Regions from separate parts of the Homo sapiens genome. Here all the other regions are linked to region 3. The links are chromatin contacts, found by Hi-C or POLR2A ChIA-PET in ENCODE. All regions are on one chromosome and are shown on one strand. The core of a region is the stretch at or near the end of the contact, and the rest is flanking DNA. Distances in the headings are between cores, read along the strand shown. Region 1 overlaps LINC02977 (long intergenic non-protein coding RNA 2977). Region 2 has its middle 33 kb from the start of MIR4668. Region 3 has its middle 11 kb from the start of SHOC1.

What was found. A loop is a pair of places that touch in the nucleus more often than their neighbours do. ChIA-PET counts read pairs that join two places held with the same protein, here RNA polymerase II (POLR2A). Pooled maps may share reads with other maps.
Region 1: a loop to region 3 is called in a pooled map, with 2.4 times the contacts of the local background. The contact joins two enhancer-like sites. A Hi-C loop is called at or near these places in 8 of 50 pooled maps. POLR2A ChIA-PET finds 5 or more read pairs at or near these places in 3 of 52 experiments (H1, PC-9 and WTC11).
Region 2: a pooled map shows a loop between it and region 3 (4-fold over the local background). The contact joins two enhancer-like sites. A Hi-C loop is called at or near these places in 3 of 50 pooled maps. POLR2A ChIA-PET finds 5 or more read pairs at or near these places in 3 of 52 experiments (AG04450, Panc1 and activated CD4-positive, alpha-beta T cell).

What each region holds. Positions count from the first base shown.
Region 1 is chr9:112,030,966-112,033,465 of GRCh38, reverse strand. It overlaps LINC02977 (long intergenic non-protein coding RNA 2977), which reads left to right. Exons shown (of 3, transcript NR_186812.1): 2 at 2,301-2,398. Among named protein-coding and RNA genes, the nearest start is that of LINC02977, 8.2 kb to the left of the region's middle. RefSeq lists enhancers at 891-1,180, 1,311-1,400. Within about 2 kb of position 1,250, at least 4 of the 41 ENCODE cell types and tissues checked have a DNase peak (open chromatin) inside an H3K27ac peak, as active enhancers do.
Region 2 is chr9:111,963,839-111,966,538 of GRCh38, reverse strand. No RefSeq gene overlaps it. Among named protein-coding and RNA genes, the nearest start is that of MIR4668, 33 kb to the right of the region's middle. Within about 2 kb of position 1,343, at least 5 of the 41 ENCODE cell types and tissues checked have a DNase peak (open chromatin) inside an H3K27ac peak, as active enhancers do; they include Panc1, where a contact is called at or near this core.
Region 3 is chr9:111,804,443-111,807,214 of GRCh38, reverse strand. No RefSeq gene overlaps it. Among named protein-coding and RNA genes, the nearest start is that of SHOC1, 11 kb to the right of the region's middle. Within about 2 kb of position 1,339, at least 5 of the 41 ENCODE cell types and tissues checked have a DNase peak (open chromatin) inside an H3K27ac peak, as active enhancers do; they include Panc1, where a contact is called at or near this core.

The DNA.
Region 1 (2,500 bases), core at 1-2,500, 230 kb before region 3:
AAAGGAAAATAAATGGTCTAAATTGAGCAACAAGAAAGTAAACTTTTAAGCAGGTACTTTCCAAGTGAAATGAGAACCGGAGATTGGGTCCAAAAGAGAGGATGCCCAGCCAGACTGAACTTTCAAGTGTTTTCCAACTGGAAAGCTCCAATGTCCTCTGATCTCAGTGAATTTCCAATCTAATTTCAAGGAAGTCCCTCAGGAGCCCCATTGCAAGGGTGGTTATAGAACCATTTACAACTGCTTTAATAAAACTAATGCTTATAAAGAAAGAAAACTTGTTTTTTAGTCATCCATAACACAAAAAAGTGAGGTTTGATGCACAGTAAAAGGAATCATTATTTAAGTTAGTCTGAGTTATATTGTATTTTGGAAATGCTCCACATTCAATATTTATGCCACATACTCTAAAACCAAAGTATGTAGATTAAAAAAAAACTATTTCCAGAAATAAGCTTGCTGAATCACCACAGGCTTAATTTATTTATTTTAACTACCAGTTTCCTGAATGTTTTTGTCTAATTGGCCTATCTGCAGTTGCCCTTGGTCCACCCTTGAGCCCACTCTTTAAGCCTGTCTGTCACTTAGAGAAGTACAAGTACTTCCTGCTGAGAATAAAGCCTTGATCGCAATTTCAGTGAATTATCAGGGAAGTGTGAGAATAAGTAGGAATAAATGTCTAAACATTTGGGAAAAACTTGTTTGCAATAAATGTGGTTAACAGAGAGTGAATAGGCTTACTACATAAAATTGTTACTCATCAATTAAAAAAACTGTACAATCCTCCTCCGGGGGAAAATGATCAGATATTTTAAGTCTGCTGATATTTTTCTCTGGATGTCAGACCTGTATACTTTGTCCTGCATTATTGGAGTATAATTGGCAAATAAAAGTTTTATGTATTTAAGGCATACAATGTGATGATATGATACACCTATACACTGTGACATGATTACCTCAATCAAGCTAATTAACACATCCATCACCTCACCTTTTTTGTGTGTGGTGAGAACACTTAGATTTACTCCTATAGCCCATTTCAGGTATACATTATTAACTCTAGTCACCATGCTATACATTAGATCTCCAAAACTTATTCATCTTGTAACTGAAAGTTTGTACTCTTTGACCAACATTCGCCATTCCTCCCCAACCCCTAACTTTGGTAACCACCCTTTTGCTCTCTGTTTCTATGAGTTCTTCTGTTTCGGTTCCACCTGCAAGTGAGATCATGCAGTGTTTGCCTTTGCCTTTCTGTGTCTGGCTTATTTCACTTAGCATTATGTCCTCTAGGTTCATGCATGTTGTTGCAAATGACAGGGATTTCCTCCTCTGCCTCTTCTTCCTTCTTCCTCCTCCTTCTCCTTCTCCTTCCCCTTCTTCTTCCCCTTCTTCCCCTTCTTTCTGTTTTTGCTTTGTTTTGTGTTTGTTTTTGAGATAAGGCTGGTCTTGAACTCCTGGGCTCAAGCAATCCTCCTGCCTCAGCCTACCAACTAGCTGGGGCTGGGTCTGCACGCATGCACCACCATGCCTAGCCGCCTTCATTTTTGGCTGAATGATATTCATGTGTGTGTATGAATATTTTCTTTATCCATTCATTTGTCTACAGGCACTCAGGTTGATACCGTGTCTTGGCTATTGTGAACGACTGTGTAATACATATGGGAGTGCAGATAACCTCTTCCACATACTGATTTTATTTCTTTTGGGTATATACCCAGAAGTGGGGTTGCTGGATCATACCGTAGTTCTATTTTTAATTTTTTGAGGAACTACCATACTGTTTTTCGTAGTGGCTGTACCCACTTACATTCCCACCAACAGTGTGCAAGGGTTTCATTTCTCCATATCTTCATCAACACTTGTTATCTTTTGACTTTTTGTTAATAGCCATTCTAACGGATGTGAAGTGAAAGCTCATTGTGGTTTTGATTTGCATTTCCCTGATGATTAGTGATGTCATACACCTTTTCATATACCTGTTGGTCACTTATATATCTTCTTTGAAAAAAATCTATTCAGGTTCTTTGCCCATTTTTAAAAAATCAGGTAACTTGCTTTTTTTTTTGCTGTTGAGTGGTATTAGTTCCTTACATATAATATTTTGGATATTAACTTTTTATTGATATATGGTTTAAAAATATTTTTTCCCATTCTATAGATTGCTTTTTTATTTTGTTGATTGTTTCCTTTGCTCTGCAGAAACTTTTAGTTTGATATAATCCCATTTGTCTTTTCTTGCTTTTGCTGTCTGGGCTTCTGCTGTCACACCTGTATTTTTGTTTTTGTTTTTGTACCAGAGAAAGTGAAGCAACAAATGAGGAACATGAGAACACTGGAGTAGAAAGCTGGGTGGGCATCAGACAGCTGACCAAAATTTTCACTATCAAAATGGCAGGTGAGATTTTTTTTTATATACTAGTTATCACAACATCTTCAACCTTTTCTTTTTTTTTTGAGACCGAGTCTTGCTCTGTTGCCCAGGTTGGAGTGCAATGGT
Region 2 (2,700 bases), core at 94-2,593, 160 kb before region 3:
CCTGCACACCAGCCTGTGCCTGTTCAAGCTGAACTTCATTCTTCTCCATGGACACACCAGCCTTATCACACCTCTGCACGTTTCATACACATGACAGTCTCCTCTGCCTGCAATGACACCCACCCCTTTCTTCATATCTTTAAGTTTTTTGTTTGTTGTTTTGAGACGAGTCTCGCTCTGTCACCCAGGCGGGAGTGCGGTGGTGCGATCTCGGTTCACTACAACCTCTGCCTCCCGGGTTCAAGCAATTCTCCTGGCTCAACCAACTGAGTAGCTGGGATTACAGGTGCGCACAACCATGCTGGCTAATTTTCTTTCTTTCTTTTTTTTTTTTTTGAGACAGAGTCTTGTTCTGTCACCAGGCTGGAGTGCAGTGGCGCGATCTCGGCTCACCTCAACCTTTGACTCCCTGGTTCAAGCTATTCTCCTGCCTCAGCCTCCTGAGTAGCTGGGATTACAGGCACGTGCCACCACACCCAGCTAATTTTTGTATTTTTAGTAGAGACGGGGTTTCACCATTGTTGGCCAGGATGGTCTCAAACTCCTGACCTCAAGTGATCCGCCCCCCTCCACCTCCCAAAGTGCTGGGATTACAGCGTGAGCCACCACGCCCGGCCACCTTTAAGTTGTTTATACTTCTCCGGGTCTGGCTTAGAAGTCCCTCCTCCTTGAGGTCTGTCTTTAAATTAGAAGTGCCCTCTGTCCCCCTCTGACCACCCATTGCATTTTATCAATCCCTTTCTTTGAGCAGGCACTACTTCTTTTTCTCCTAGTGGTTAAATAATCATCTCTCAACTGGACTGTGAACCACAAGGCAGGATTCCTGTCACATGAAGCATCTTGGATTTCCCCATGGCACCTAGAACATATTAATGAGTAACAAAGAGTGTGTACCTAAGTTCAGAGCATGAGTAAGAAACTGAGTGACCTCAGTTGCTGAGACTCTGAGGCATGAAACTTAAGAATGGAACACAGAGATGGAAGAGAACAGAACCCTTCAAGGGAATATTTATGGTGGATGGAAATCAATCACCTTAGGCCAGAGATACAGAGGGCATATAGTAAGGCTAAAAGGAAGAACAACACAAGTACTGTCCTGGTGGACAAGAAATGCAGTCTTGGCCAGGCGCGGTGGCTCATGCCTGTAATCCCAGCACTTTGGGAGGCCGAGGTGGGCGGATCATGAGGTCAGGAGTTCGAGACCAGCCTCGCCAACATAGTGAAACTCCGTCTCTGCTAAAAATACAAAAAGTAGCCGGGCATGATGGTGCATGCCTCTAATCCCAGCTACTCGGGAGGCTGGGGCAGGAGAATAGATTGAACCTGCAAGGCAGAGGTTGTGGTGAGCCGAGATCACGCCACTACACTCCTAGCTGGAGGGAAGTAAAGAATGATATGGAAGTACATAAACAGTCCACACTCCACTGAAATTTTCATACACATAAAACCAGAGCCTGTGGCAAACTCCTCGCTTTGCTTTGCCGACAGCTTTATGGTGGTTGTGAGAGGAAAGGTAGAGAAGCAATACTGATCAAAAAAGGAAGTTAAATGCATAAGAATCATAAGAGAAAGAAACTATGGCTTGAGGTACTGAGGGGTTAATTTCTTTATGGGGATTAGGAAACAAAAATGCACTTTTGCTGTAATAAGGTGGGTTTTTTTCCTCTGAAAACAACACTAATGTATTTTTATTTATTTATTTATTTTTGAGAGGGAGTTTCACTCTTGCTGCCCAAGTTGGAGTGCAATGGCACAATCTCGGCTCACTGCAACCTCCACCTCCCAAGTTCAAGCAATTCTCCTGCCTCAGTTACCCAAGTAGCTGGGATTGCAGGCATGTGCCACCACGCCCTGCTAATTTTGTAATTTTGGTAGAGATGGGGTTTCACCATGTTAGTCAGGCTGGTCTCGAATTCCTGACCTCAGGTGATCCACCCGCCTCAGCCTCCCAAAGTGCTGGGATTACAGGCGTGAGCCACCGCACCCAGCAGAAACACTAATTTTGAGCTAGAAAACGTGGTGGATCTTAGAATTGGGATACGATGGGACTTCTGCTCTCAGGGGCTAGGACACTGAGATGGTAGGGAAAGGGAGTTACAGGTAAAATGTGTGACTATGTTTAGAAATATCTCCGCATGTAGCACTCTAGCCCTATACGAAGACACCTTGGGAAGAGGCTGTGTCCATGTGTCACCTACAGATAGAGCTGTGTGGCAGAAATTTCCCACACTAGATGTGGCTGCAGCTGAGCACAACACTATAGAGGAGAAGCATTATCTTCTCCTCTGCCACTGGGTGTGTCTTGACAGCCAAAGCACTTTCTTCCATAGTCAAGGTCCTCTGGATCTCCAGCACACCATATGTTGGTGAAAGTGGTATCTGGGTGACCATCATGTGGACTCGGAAAGCACAGACCTGCTGACACAGCAAGCATTAGGTTCTCCAGCTTCTAGAGTGGAAGACAGCAAGGGAGAAGGAGATCAGGAATGGGTTTGTGTATGAGTTTTCTACTGCTGCTGTATCAAATCACCACAAACTTGGTAGCTTAACAATACAAATGTGTGATCTACAATTCTGGAGGTCAGAAGTCTAAAATGGGCCTCACTAGGTTAAAATCAAGGAGTCAACAGGACTGCCTTCCTTCTGTTTTTTGTTTATTTGGTTTTTTTGTTTTTGTTTTTGTTTTTTTTTTTGAGATGG
Region 3 (2,772 bases), core at 90-2,589:
TGAATATCCACAGCCTCATTTCCCACCATACTCTGTTGGTTGATGCATTACTAAGCCTACCTAGATGCAAGAGGAAGGGACAGATCTACCCCTAAATCAGAGGAATGTCAAAGAATTTGAGGGTATAATTTTATTTTATTTTTGAGACAGGATCTTGCTCTGTTACCTAGGCTGGAGTGCAGTGGTACGACATTGACTCATTGCAATCTCTGCCTCCTGTGCTCAGGCGATCCTCCCATCTCAGCCTCCTGAGTAGCTGGGACTACAGGCATGCGCCACCATGCCCAGCTAATTTTTGTATTTTTTGTAGAGACAGGATTCCACCATGTTGCCCAGGCTGGTCTCGAACTCCTGGACTCAAGTGATCCACCCACTTCGGCCTCCCAAAGTGCTGGGATTATAGGCATAAGCCACTGCACCTGGCAAGGGCATAGTTTTAAGTAATCACACTTTGGTGATCACTAGGTCTGCATATCCAGTGTTTGGAAATCTATTTCTAGCCTGCCTTTTGGATTTGATGACATTTTAAACCCCTCAAACTTATCCACATTGGCTCTTCACTCTACCGTTGGCTTTTTATGCTTCCTTGATATCCACATTATTGTAAGTCTTTGGTAAGAGGTTCTTCCCATTGGCATGGACCTACAGAATGCTCAGCCCTCTCCAAGGACAAGGATTTTATACAATACAACTAGGACTAGAGATTATTAGAGGCCCTCTGCTCATCATAGAGTTGTCTGTATAGCTGAAGATTCTATTAGCAGAGACAGGGAGGCAGCTGTACACTTGCAAAGTGATTGAGTTGCTGGCAACTCACACCACTGCTGGAAAAGTTTCTAAATATGGCCCTAAAGGCAGAAACTATAAGAAAGAGAATGATAATTTGGCTACGTAAAAATGAAAAAAGATGAAAAAATTATTTCCTCAAGTTTCTTACTAGCTACTGATTTTAAATGAAATATAAGAGCTTGTTTGTTAAAGGTGTGTAAACACTGGTGTTCTTACGTGGAGAATACAGACCTCAACATAATGTTGCCTAAGATATTTTATCAGAATGGGAGGGTTGTTTTCCTTCTGTGTAAGTGAATAATAAATACTACGTGTGAGAATGAGTCATATCCTCAAATACTTTTCTTTTTGGTGACCAATAAATCTCTCATGATTCTCATGAAAGAATCTTAACAGACATTTACTCATACATTTACCACGGTATCGAGATAGGATATACATGGGGAAACAAAACTCTGATGCCATAGGTAAGGTAGTAGAAATAACTTTCAACTGGAGACAGAACTTTCCAGTTGGAGCTTGTGTCATCCTGGAACATTTATGCCCTTGGGCAGGTCACTTAACATCTCTGAGCTTTAGTTTCCTTACTATTAGTAAAGCATAATAATACCTTGGAGAGTTGCTATGAAGATTAGAACCAAATAAACATTTACTGAGCTCCGACTCTTTGCCACGTTCTTAACACACGTGAAAGAGTGTTTGTAAAATGCTACACAAAAATGTTACATCACATAACAAATTCCCTGCTCTAAAGGAGGCCTGAGTAGAAGAAGGACAAAAGAGCATACATACAATTAATGATAACAAAATTTGAAAGTGAGAAAAGCTCTACCAGTAAAAACAAAAGAACCGATCAGAGAAGATCAGGGAATTTAGCTGGGAAGCTTGAATTGGGCTTTGAAAGATGGGTAAGTGCTTGGACCTATGGGGATGTGTGAGAAAGATAATGTAGATAGAGGGTATATGCTATGGTTTGAATATTTGTTCATTCCAAAACTGATGTTGAAATTTAATCCCCAGTGTGGCAGTATTGAGAGAAGGGGCCTGTAGGAGGTGATTGGATCATGCGGGCTCTGCCTTCATGAATGGATTAACCCATTCATGAATTAATAGGTTATCATGGGAGTGGGATTGGTAGCTTCTTAAGAAGAAGAGAGACCTGATCTACCATGCTAATCCCCCTGGCCATGTGATAACCTGTACCACCTGGGGACTTTGCAGAGTTCCCACCAGCAAGAAGACTCTCACCAAATGCGACCCCTTGATTTGGACTGCTCAACCTCCATAACTAAAAAATAAGTTCCTTTTCTTATAAATAACTCATTTTCAGGTATTTGGTTATAAGCAATAGAAAATGGACTAAGACAATACAATATGAGAAGGGGCAAACAGGAGAAATGAAAGCAAAGATAGTATAGGGAAAACAACAGTAATTTAACAATAGTGTGGGGTGGACGAAGGTCAGCAGTAGCCAGAAAAAGCTTGGAACCAAATCACAAAGAGTCCTGAAGACCACGCTAAGGAGTTTAGAATTCATTCCTTAGGAAATAGAGTTGTATGAAATGTGCAAACTTTGGCATTAGACTTGGGTTGGCCCCTCACTTCCTAGCTATGCAGTTTTGAGCAAGCCACTTGACCTCTTTAAACCTCAGTTTCCTCTTTCATATAATAGAGAGACTAATACTAACCTAAGTACCAAGCTTAGTACCTTGAAAATAGGAGATGCTTGACATATCAAAGTTATTATTGGTTAACTACTGAAGGACTTTAATTAGAGTAGTGAATATAATTTTATTCTACAGCACTATGTACACTAGATTAGAGGCTGGGAGAACAGCTAGGAGAAAATTACAGTAGTCTAGGAAAGAGGTAGTGGAGTCATAGGGAATACAGAAAAATTTAAAAGTAGAAGGTTCAAAATAAGAGTGTTAGAAAATATTTTAGGATAGAATATAATGAACCACGTTTTAGACACAGAAAATC